Regions from separate parts of the Homo sapiens genome. Here region 1 is linked to region 2. Evidence: chromatin loops called from intact Hi-C (ENCODE). Cell type or tissue: Caco-2. All regions are shown on one strand. Region 1 overlaps BAIAP2L1 (BAR/IMD domain containing adaptor protein 2 like 1). Region 2 overlaps BAIAP2L1 (BAR/IMD domain containing adaptor protein 2 like 1).

Evidence for each region. Peaks named below come from ENCODE experiments on the same cell type or tissue, not always from the same donor. Only the 100,000 strongest peaks of a DNase experiment are listed, where the experiment ranks them.
Region 1: a loop joins it to region 2, with 4 times the contacts of the local background. A loop is called at or near these places in 2 of 110 quality-filtered maps.

What each region holds. Positions count from the first base shown.
Region 1 is chr7:98,358,484-98,363,483 of GRCh38, forward strand. It overlaps BAIAP2L1 (BAR/IMD domain containing adaptor protein 2 like 1), which reads right to left. Exons shown (of 14, transcript NM_018842.5): 2 at 3,874-3,949. Among named protein-coding and RNA genes, the nearest start is that of BAIAP2L1, 40 kb to the right of the region's middle. RefSeq lists enhancers at 1,218-2,095, 2,096-2,975, 3,926-4,687. In Caco-2, no CTCF peak of the experiment used is centred here; a DNase peak (open chromatin) is centred at 2,388.
Region 2 is chr7:98,302,023-98,307,022 of GRCh38, forward strand. BAIAP2L1 (BAR/IMD domain containing adaptor protein 2 like 1) reads right to left here. Exons shown (of 14, transcript NM_018842.5): 11 at 4,417-4,494; 12 at 2,174-2,354. It also overlaps a transcript of BRI3 not described here. Among named protein-coding and RNA genes, the nearest start is that of BRI3, 23 kb to the left of the region's middle. RefSeq lists enhancers at 3,822-4,322, 4,323-4,823. In Caco-2, no CTCF peak of the experiment used is centred here; DNase peaks (open chromatin) are centred at 1,629, 2,059 and 4,129; H3K4me3 peaks cover 697 bases.

The DNA of each region.
Region 1 (5,000 bases), 56 kb after region 2:
AGTAACTGGGACTACAGGTGCACGCCACCACACCTAGCTAATTTTTTATTTTTTCTAGAAATAGGGTCTCACTATGTTGCCCAGGCTGGTCTTGAACTCCTGGGCTCAAGCGATCCTCCCACCTCAGCCTCCCAAAGTGCTGGCATTACAGGCATAAGCCACCATACCTAGCATAGTTCTATTTTAGTGGTTGGCCAACTACTTCATCAGTCTAGACCAATCTATGTACTTCTACTTGATAATTTTTCCTTAAAATATGGTTTCATTGGGTGAACATTCTGCTCAAAGCCTTTGGTGTCCTCCCACTGCCCATGAGGTAAGGTCACACACCCCAGAGCCCGTAGTAGATTTTTACAGTAATGGCCTTCCAGGAATCACACCTCCCGGAATTCCCAGCGTATGTGGTCCCCTACCAGGTGGTGTGGCCATGGGACCTGCTTTGACCCACGGGTTATCAGCAAGCATGACTCCTGCAGGGACTTGAGAGGTGCTGGGCACTGGGGCTTATACTCTTAGGACACCACTGCTACTGAGTGAGGACAGAGTCTGGCCTCCTTGAAGGGGAAAGACCCCATTGCAGGGCTGCATCCAGCCCACAGCCCCACACGGGCCGCAGAAGACTGCAGGTGCAGGAGTGAGCCCGGAGGGTCTGGAGAACTGCCCTGCCTTATAGGAGAAATAAGAAACTGTTGCTATTCAAGTGCACAGTGATCTGACCCTATCCCGCCCACGCCCCAGCAGTGTGCCACCCATGCCAGTGTGGACCCCAGGTCCTGGCTTACTTGCTGTCTTTTTTTTTTTTTTTTTTGAGACAGAGTCTTGCTCTGTCACTAGGCTGGAGTGCAATGGCACGATCTCTGCTCACTGCAACCTTTACCTCCCGGGTTCAAGTGATTCTCCTGCCTCAGCCTCCTGAGTAGGTGGGATTACAGGCACCCGCCACCACGCCTGGCTAATTTTTGTATCTTTAGCAGAGACGGGGTTTCACCATGTTGGCCAGCCTGGTCTCAATCTCTTGACCTCGTGATCCGCCCGCTTCGGCCTCCCAGTGTGCTGGGATTACAGGCGTGAGCCATCGCGCCCGGCCGACTTGCTGTCTTTTATGCGTGCAGTAGTGTCTGCCTGCTGAAACCTAACATCTGGCAGATAGCTCATCTCCTGCAGGGCCTCCTCCCTGTTCCAGGCCACACCAACCCACACCACTCAAATTCTTGTGACACTGGTCTGTACAATGCTCCTAGCCATTCACCTGTAGACCTGGGTTTTTTTTTTTTTTTTTTTTTTTAATTTTTTTGAGACAGGGTCTTGCTCTGTCTCCTAGGCTGGAGTGCAGTGGTACAATCACAGCTCATTGCAGCCTCGAACTTCTGGACTCAAGCAATCCTCCCACCCCAGGCTCCTGATAGGTAGGACCACAGGAGCATGCCACCATGCCCAGCTAATTTTTTTTTTTTTCTGAGGCCGAGTCTCACTCTGTTGCCCAGGCTGGAGTGCAGTGGCATGATCTTGGCTCATTGCAACCTCTGCCTCCCGGGTTCAAGTGATTCTCCTGCCTCAGCCTCCCACGTAGTTGGGATCACAGGCACGTGCCACCACTCCCGGCTAAATTTTGTATTTTTAGTAGAGACAGGGATTTACCATTTTGGCCAGGCTGGTTTCGAACTTCTGACCTCAGGTGATCTGCCCACCTCGGCCTCCCAAATTGCTGAGATTACAGGCGTGAACCACCGCGCCTGGCCTGAGCTAATTTTTAAATTTTTTTTGTAGTGACGGGGTCTCGAATTCCTGGGCTAAAGCTATCCTCCTGTCTCAGACTCCCAAAGTGCTGGAATTACAGGCACGAGCCACCACGCCCAGCCTGCCTTGTGTTCTAACGTAACTGTGGACTGCACACCTGGCAGCCTCAACTATTTCCAAATTCTCACCAAGGACTTTACACATTTACCTACATTTCTCAATGGCTTCAGCAAAGGCACAACCAGATGGCCTGCAGAAATTCTGGAAATACCTTCTGAAGTATTTACTCCCCAGGAGGTGCTAAAGTGTCAAGAGCCCTTTGGGGAGAAGCCTTGTTAGCAGGAAGCTAAGCTGTAGGCAGCTCACTGGCTCACCTTGTAAAACTCTGCAGCTCATGCTAGAAAGAAAAAAAAAAAAAGAGGCAGCTCATGCTAGAAAGAAAAAAAAACTGCAGGTCACAGTGATTTCCTTCACAAGGACATCTAAAGCAATGACTTTGTGGCCTTGTGACTAAGCAATCTTCGAGGGAGAGTCAGCAGTGCACAGCTCTGGCTTTCTGGAGGACAGGGGCACTTGCAGAAGTCACGGGGACCACTGGAGGGCAAGGGAGCAAAATCCCAGACCTGCTGCATTTCCTGCTGCTGAAATCTCCGAAAGCACAGCAAGGCAGAAGAGTAAATGAGCAGTATACTTTTCCAGCGACTACACACAATGGTGCTCCTCCTCACCCAGAGTCCACAGTCTAGCCAGCTCACACCCTTTCCTGGGGCAGGTTCATGCTGAGCGAGAGTGAGGCCACAGGTTTATTTTCAAAATATCAACAGGGAGCAACCAGTATGGCAAAAAAGATAAGAGGCTGGGTGTGGTGGCTTAAGTTTATAATCCTAGCACTTTGGGAGGCTGAGGGGAGTGGATTACCTGAGGTCAGGAGTTCGAGACCAGCCTGGCCAACATGGTGAAACCCCATCTCTACTAAAAATACAAAAATTAGCTGGGCATGGTGGTGTACACCTATAATCCCAGCTACTTGGGAGGCTGAGGCAGAAGAATCGCTTGAGCCTGGGAGGCAGAGGTTGCAGTGAGCCGAGATTGTTCCACTGCACTCCAGCCTGGGCGACAGAGCAAGACTCTGTCTGGGAAAAAAAAAAAGAAAGAAAGAAAGAAAGAAGAGATAAGAAGATGTAAAACTTGATCTGAAGCTGCCTTCAAATCTGTCAGAAACTACATTTCTACTTATGTTACTTGGTGACAAAAGTAGAGCGGTGGGAGAGGGTGAAACTGGGGTCTGAGTGTTTTGGGGTGATACTTGCTACATTTTGGGGAAGAACTGTCTTGCCCATGTTAGAATTTGGTGATTGCTAGCGTTTTTAAGGTGATCACTGATGCATTTTAATCACAAAGACAGGCCAATAGCAATACTCAAGTTCATTTTAAATGAAGCATATATTTTGAAATGAGAACCTAAGTCCAACTGTTTAATTTAGATGTTTTTCCATTCAGGCTAAAAAAAATTTCTTCTTTTTTTTCTTTTTTGAGACAGACCCTTACTCTGTTGCTCAGGCTGGGGTGCAGTGGCACTATCACAGCTCATTACAGCCTCAGCCTCCCAGGCACAAGCGATCATCCCGCCACACACTCCTGAGTAGCTGGGACTACAGGCGCGCACCACCACGTGCAGCTAATTTCATTCAAGCTAAAAATATTGTTTCTCATGTAACTATCAAAAGTGACACATCGGGGAAAAAAAGATGAAAAAAGTGATACATCTAAAGACAAGAAATTCTTTTATATACATAAAAGGAGAATAATTTCTGTGCTGTAGGACCCTAACTTATAAATGTCTCATGTACACATTTTATATTTGTTAGTTTACCAAGAATTTGGTTTTAAAAGTAGAAAGCACGGTTTTATAGTTAAAAGACATCACTTAGAGTACCCTCACTTTCATTCAATTGACTTGTTTCAAATACGCTAATATCATTGTGTACTGTCATTGCAAAGTTCTGTAGATTAAATTCATTGTGAACAATTTTTAACCACTTAAAGGTATTTAAAAATTCAATACTAAGCATTTAAAAATAATTACATATTTACTGAGTGGCTTTATATATAATCAATTCAGAAAAACAGACTTACCGTTTACAGCTTTCTCATAATTTTTCCCCAGGTTTATTAAATTTCGCAGCCCAGGATTGAACTGTTCCATAACATTCTGCCAAACAAACAAAACACACAAATTAATAAAATAAAAAATAAACCAAGTCATCTTCAGATTTTGTCACTGTGTGGCCCAGGATAGCTATGGATGCCTAACAGCACAGTCTACAAAGTAATGAATGCTGATGTAAAAATAATGAAGCACACCTATTCCCTTACCTGATGGAACAGGGCTCACAGGTGGCAAGGTGCCCGTAACCCTGGCAGTTCTCAGTTGCCCAAGAGGCTGCCTGGAATCTGCTATAAGCGGAGCAGGCAGCAGTCATTCATGTCTCTACCATACCCTGCAGGGACTGTAGGCCTGGCATCCTCTTGGGTTTGAGTGGATTGCTAATGGTTCTCATTCTAGTGTTAAGGAACGCCTGTGGAGGATCAGCTACCTGTACTTACTTACAAAGGCAATGTTTCAAATAGATTTCGATGAATTTCTATCCACTGAATAGAAATTTCCAGGAGATTTTGTTTTTACTCTGCCTAATTATAGGGGTGTGGGCGGGGAGGGACGTGAAAGGGGGCATTGGTAGCATGTTGCTGATGGCCCCAGGACACAGGCCTGCCTGGAAACTTCTGGATGTCCCTGGCATTTTTTCTTTTTTTTTTTTTTTTTTTTTTTTTGAGACGGAGTCTCACTCTGTCATCCAGGCTGGAGTACAGTGGCACGATCTCAGCTCACTGCAACCTCCGCCTACTAGGTTCAAGCAATTCTCCTGCCCCTGCCTCCCGAGTAGCTGGGATTACAGGAGCCCACCACCACACCCAGCTAATTTTTATATTTTTAGTAGAGGCGGGGTTTCACCATGTTGGCCAGGCTGGTCTCGAACTCCTGACCTCAGGTTATCCGCGTACCTTGGCCTCCCAAAATGCTGGGATTACAGGCACGAGCCACTGCGCCCTGCCTCCCTGGCATTTTCCCACTGATTGGTTTATTCACCAAAGTTGTGTGGAGTAACTACCATGGGCCAGACCCTGTGCACACAGCTAAGGATTAGAAGGCACAGTTTCCCTCTCATGGATTTCATGGTGCAGCCAGTGTCCAGGTTTCATTT
Region 2 (5,000 bases):
CGTGCACCGTGCGCTGGCAGTCTCCCGACACTGACAGAATGTCATGATCCAGCCAACGAAGAGGTTTAAGAATGAAGCCAGGTCACCTTTCCACTCCCCAGTGCTAAGTAAGGAGGAATCTGTCATTACTGAGTACACTGATACTTACAACCAGGCTTCTTCCATTTATCCAATTCCCTGCAGTAAGAATGGCGGCGACAGTACTTTCTTCACCAAGCTTTATCCACACGATAAATACGCTGACAATGACACGTTTTCATTTTCTAACACTGAAGACTATCCAGGGTTGGCCAAAGTGTCAGTGCTCTCACTTACAATGCCAGAGCTGTGATTTTTGGGGGCAAGATTCTTTTACCTTAAAAGGCATTATCCAACCTCAATAAAGCAGCAGGCTAGGCGAACATCAACAGCTACTAACATCACAAAAAGAGATGGACGTCCACACGTGCCTCCTCACTGGTGAAATGCTCCAGCAAAACACAACAGTCAAACAAGCAAAACAGCAACAGACTCTGAGCAGGGCCTGAGGTCTAACTACCAATTTACAGAAATACAGGAGACACGGGGGAACGCAGAAAGGACACCAACAGCAAAATCCAGATGGGGGACACCCTCCAGGACAAATGACTGGTTCTTCTACAAAGAGACTGCTAAGGACAAGAGGCAGAGGGGGGACCTGTAGCTAGAAAAGGCCTCACGAGCCCTATCCACCAATTATAATGTATGGAGCTGATTTGGATCCAGATTCAAACAACTACACTGTAAACCATTTTTCTTTTTTTATGAGACAGGGTCTCTGTCATCCAGGCTGGCATGCAGTGGTATGATCACAGTTCACAGCAGCCTCGAACTTCTGGGTTCAGGCTATCCTCCCACCACAGCCTCCTGAACAGCTGGGACTACAGACATGTGCCACCGTACCTGGCTAATTTTTTATATTTTTTGTCTACATAGGGTTTTGCTATGTTGCCAGTTTGGTCTAAAACTCCTGGGCTCAAGTGATCCTCCTGCCTTGGCCTCCCAAAGTGTTGGAATTACACAGACATGAGCCATTGCACCTGGCTTCAAAGACATTTTGAATGAAGTTTCAAAAGCTAGCATTCCTAAACCAAATCATGCCAATGCAGTCTACAATGAGGCAGGTCTACGTTCCCAGACTCCTCAAGGCTCACGCGTAGGTCTGGGGCAGGCACATCTTAGAAGCACATCCGTTTCATATCATCAAGACACTCCACACCTGGGCACCACTCACAGCTGAACTAAGGCCCCGGACACAAGGTATAGGGGCCTGGCTCCTTCGCCCCAAAGCAAGACAGCTCCTGGAGCGAGGGGTGCAGACACCACCACCCAGCCTCCTCCCCTTCACCCACAGGTCTCACACCAGGGCGCACTAACCTCAGCCAACCCAGCCCGGGAGTGATGTCCAGCCGCGCTGCTCCCCACCACGCCATCACCTCACCTTGTGTTATTCTCTGCATGGCTTCTAGTGTCAGTGTTTTTGTTTATTTTTTATTGTCTGCTTCCTATCACTAGAACAGAAGTTCTGAAGAGGCAGGCAGAGTCCGGCCTTGTTCTCCTCTAGCTGGAGAGCCCACACCAGGGCCTCTGTGCGGTGGCGGGAATGGATGAACTGGTTCCGGGAGCCCAGGACCTCCATGCTGGGCCCCCAGAGGCACGTTAGGGTTATCTTTCAGGGTTATCGTTAACCCTAAACGCCGTGCCTAGAAGGTTTAGGGTTAAAGATAACATCCACAGTGCCTGGGAGTAAAGACTTTCTGAAGAAAGATGAAGTTACCACTTTTAATGTAAGCCTCTCTTCAGAAAATAAGAAAATGAAAGAAAATGGTGATTCAATGGCTAGAAGACTGCAGCCAGGCAGGAAAGATAAGAAACCTAATAAAATCTAGCAAACTAGAGGCGACTGTGTGTAAACTCTCACTGACAAGATAGAGTCCACATGAAAGAAGGGCTGAAGTCAAGGAGGTGAAAGGCTGCATGACAAAGAAGGGAATCTAGAGGATCAAAGGCAGCAAGTCCCCTCCTCCCTCCTCCCCGGGGACACCACTCTCCCCCTGGGGACAGAGCAGAGCAAGGCGGTCACCACAGGACCTGCGCCTCCCAGTCGGGGATGGCGAGTCCAGGACCCAGGACGCCCTGCTGCGGCTTTACTCACAGGAGCCGCGGTCTCGGGCTTGGACGCTGGGGCCTTAAAGGTGGATGTCGTCCTGGCCGAATCTGCTCTCCTGTCGGCAGCTGCCCCCATGGACAAGCATTCCAAGTAGTCGGGTGGGGGGATGACAACACTGCTATTCTCAGACAAGTTCACGGTGCTGATGCTTCTCACTGGTGTGGGGCTCAAACCCAAAAAGGACACAGCACGTGTTAGATAATGTCTCACCACCAAACCCCAAACATCCTCTGTGTCCCTGACCAAGGACAACAGTAATAGTACATCACCAATCAAAACCTGATCTTGATCTCACACACACAGACACACACAGTACATATATCAATACAAAACACTGTATTTTTTAAATTTTTTTGCGACAGAGTCTCACTCTGTCACCCAGGCTGGAGTGCAATGACATGATGTCAGCTCACTGCAACCTCTGCCTTCTAGGTTTAAGTGATTCTTCTGCTTCAGCCTCCTGAGTAGCTGGGATTACAGGTGCACGCCAGTGTGCCCAGCTAATTTTTTGTATTTTTAGTTGAGATGGGGTTTCACCATATTGGCCAGGCTGGTCTTGAACTCCTGACCTCAGCTGGGATTACAGCATGAGCCACCACACCCGGCCTAAAACACTAATGTTTTTAGTGGTTTCTAAACATATCCTCACAAGAAATTTTTTTTTTTTTTTTTGAGATGGGGTTTCCCTCTTATTGTCCAGGGTGGAGTGCAGTGGCGCGATCTTGGCTCACTGCAACATCCGCCTCCCTGGTTCAAGTGATTCTCCTGCCTCAGCCTCCCAAGTAGCCGGGATTACAGGCGCCTGCCACCACGCCCAGCTAATTTTTTTGTTTTTTGTTTTTTTTTTTTTTTTTTTTTTTAGTAGAGACGGGGTTTCATTATGTTGGCCAGGCTAGTCTTGAACTCTTGATCTCAGGTGATCTGCCCGCCTCGGCCTCCCAAAGTGCTGGGATTACAGGCATGAGCCCCTGCGCCTGGCCAAAAAATTATTTAAAAGACATGACAAAAGGAGAGGAAACCTTTTAAATTAGGGGCTGGCTCTTGATTGATTTAATCTAAGGAAAGAAATTGGAGACTAGCAAAAGCTGGAGTGAGCAATGAGCTAAGAGTTAAAAAAAAAAAAAATGTAAACACTTGAAATTTTAACATCCTAAAAGTGTTACTCAGTTTTTGTTCCCCAGCACAATGGCATTTTAGCTCTTCTGCTAGGGATGAAGATTGCAGACAGCATCAGACCCTGGGGAATGCAACGTCGGACCTGGAGGCCTTCTACCTGGCTAGCTGGATGGGTTATGGGGGTTCTGTGAACTTCGATCCTCCCGCCTCAGCCTCCAGAGTAGATGGGACAATGGGCATATGCCACTATGCCCTGGCTAATTGTTTATTTTTTTTGTAGAGATGGGGATCTTGCTATGTTGCGCAGGCTGGTCCTGAACTTGTGGCCTCAAGTAATCCTCCTGCCTCCATCTCCCAAAGTGCTGGGATTACAGGCACAAGCCACCGTGCCCGGCCAGTTTCCTCATTTTTTAAAGTGGGGGCCCACCTCATGGGTCTGCTGTGAGAATTAAGTGAAAAAATCAATGCAAAGTCCTTTGGACAGTCTCTAGGCAATAACTACTGTTAGTATCTGATCTGGAATACGGATTTGGGGGTTTTCGGCATGGAGGTGCTCAGCAAAGCCCATCAGTGTATTTCAAGCCATGGGAGTGGATGAGATGGCCCAGCACAGGCAGGAAGGATGGACCCAGGGTGACTCCCAAGAACACTGATGTTTAATTGATGGGCAGAAGAGGGGTGCAAAGAGCTGGTGAGGCAGAAGACAAACAGAGCACAGGTCAAGCAGCCGGGGCCAGAGAACATTCCAGAAAAAGCATACAACAGCGTTAAGGGCTGTAAGATAAGAACGGTAAGATAAGTGTAAGATAAGGACGGAAAACACATGGCTTGGGTTTAGCGACCAGGAGGGGCAGGGCACAGGGAGGGAGTTTCAGAGGGCTGCAGGACTGCGAGGAGTAGGTGGCCTGGGCTGGGTCTCCTCACAGCAGCAAAGCTCGGGGACAACAGAAATCACGGCAGACAGCACTGTGAGCCGCGGTCTCATCTCTGACTAGTCCACGAGAGCTGAGGCTTAGGGCAGGGCCTGCGACACAGCTAGATGGTGGTGTGTTACAGAAACGACAAGGCAGGGGTTTCTGTCACCGGGAGAGCTCAGCCACGTTCAGGGCTACCTTGGCGTGGGCACGGTCACTGCTTCTGTCTCATTTTCTTCCAGCAACTTCGTGTACGACGACGGGAACCAACCCCTCCTACCGGCAAAGAGGGAGAAAAGACCCTATCAGCAGTAGACATGTGGACGGCAACCTCCCTGAACAACCTGGTGAGAGCTCAGGGCAGACAGGTCCACTGCTCCAGAAACGCCCATGTGTGGAGGAAATGAAATTAAGGCTTTTAATAGGTAAATATGGACTTTCACATACACTGAACAATGTGTATTGTTAACAATTTTTTTTTAATAGAGACAGGGTCTCGCTCTGTTGCCCAGGCTGGAGTGCAGTGGTGCGATCATAGCTCACAGCAGCCTCGAACTCATGGGCTCAAGCAATCCCCCTGCCTCAGCATCCGAGTAGCTGTGACTAGAAGTGTGCACCACCATGCCTAGCTAAAAAGCAATATATGTTGTATGTATAACATTAATTTGATTTGGATTACCCCTTTTTTTTTCCATATTGGTTTTATTTAATACATCTGAACAATCTGTCTAGAAAACTGACAAGCTAGTTACAGGAAGGCTTGTGCACATAATTATGGCTGA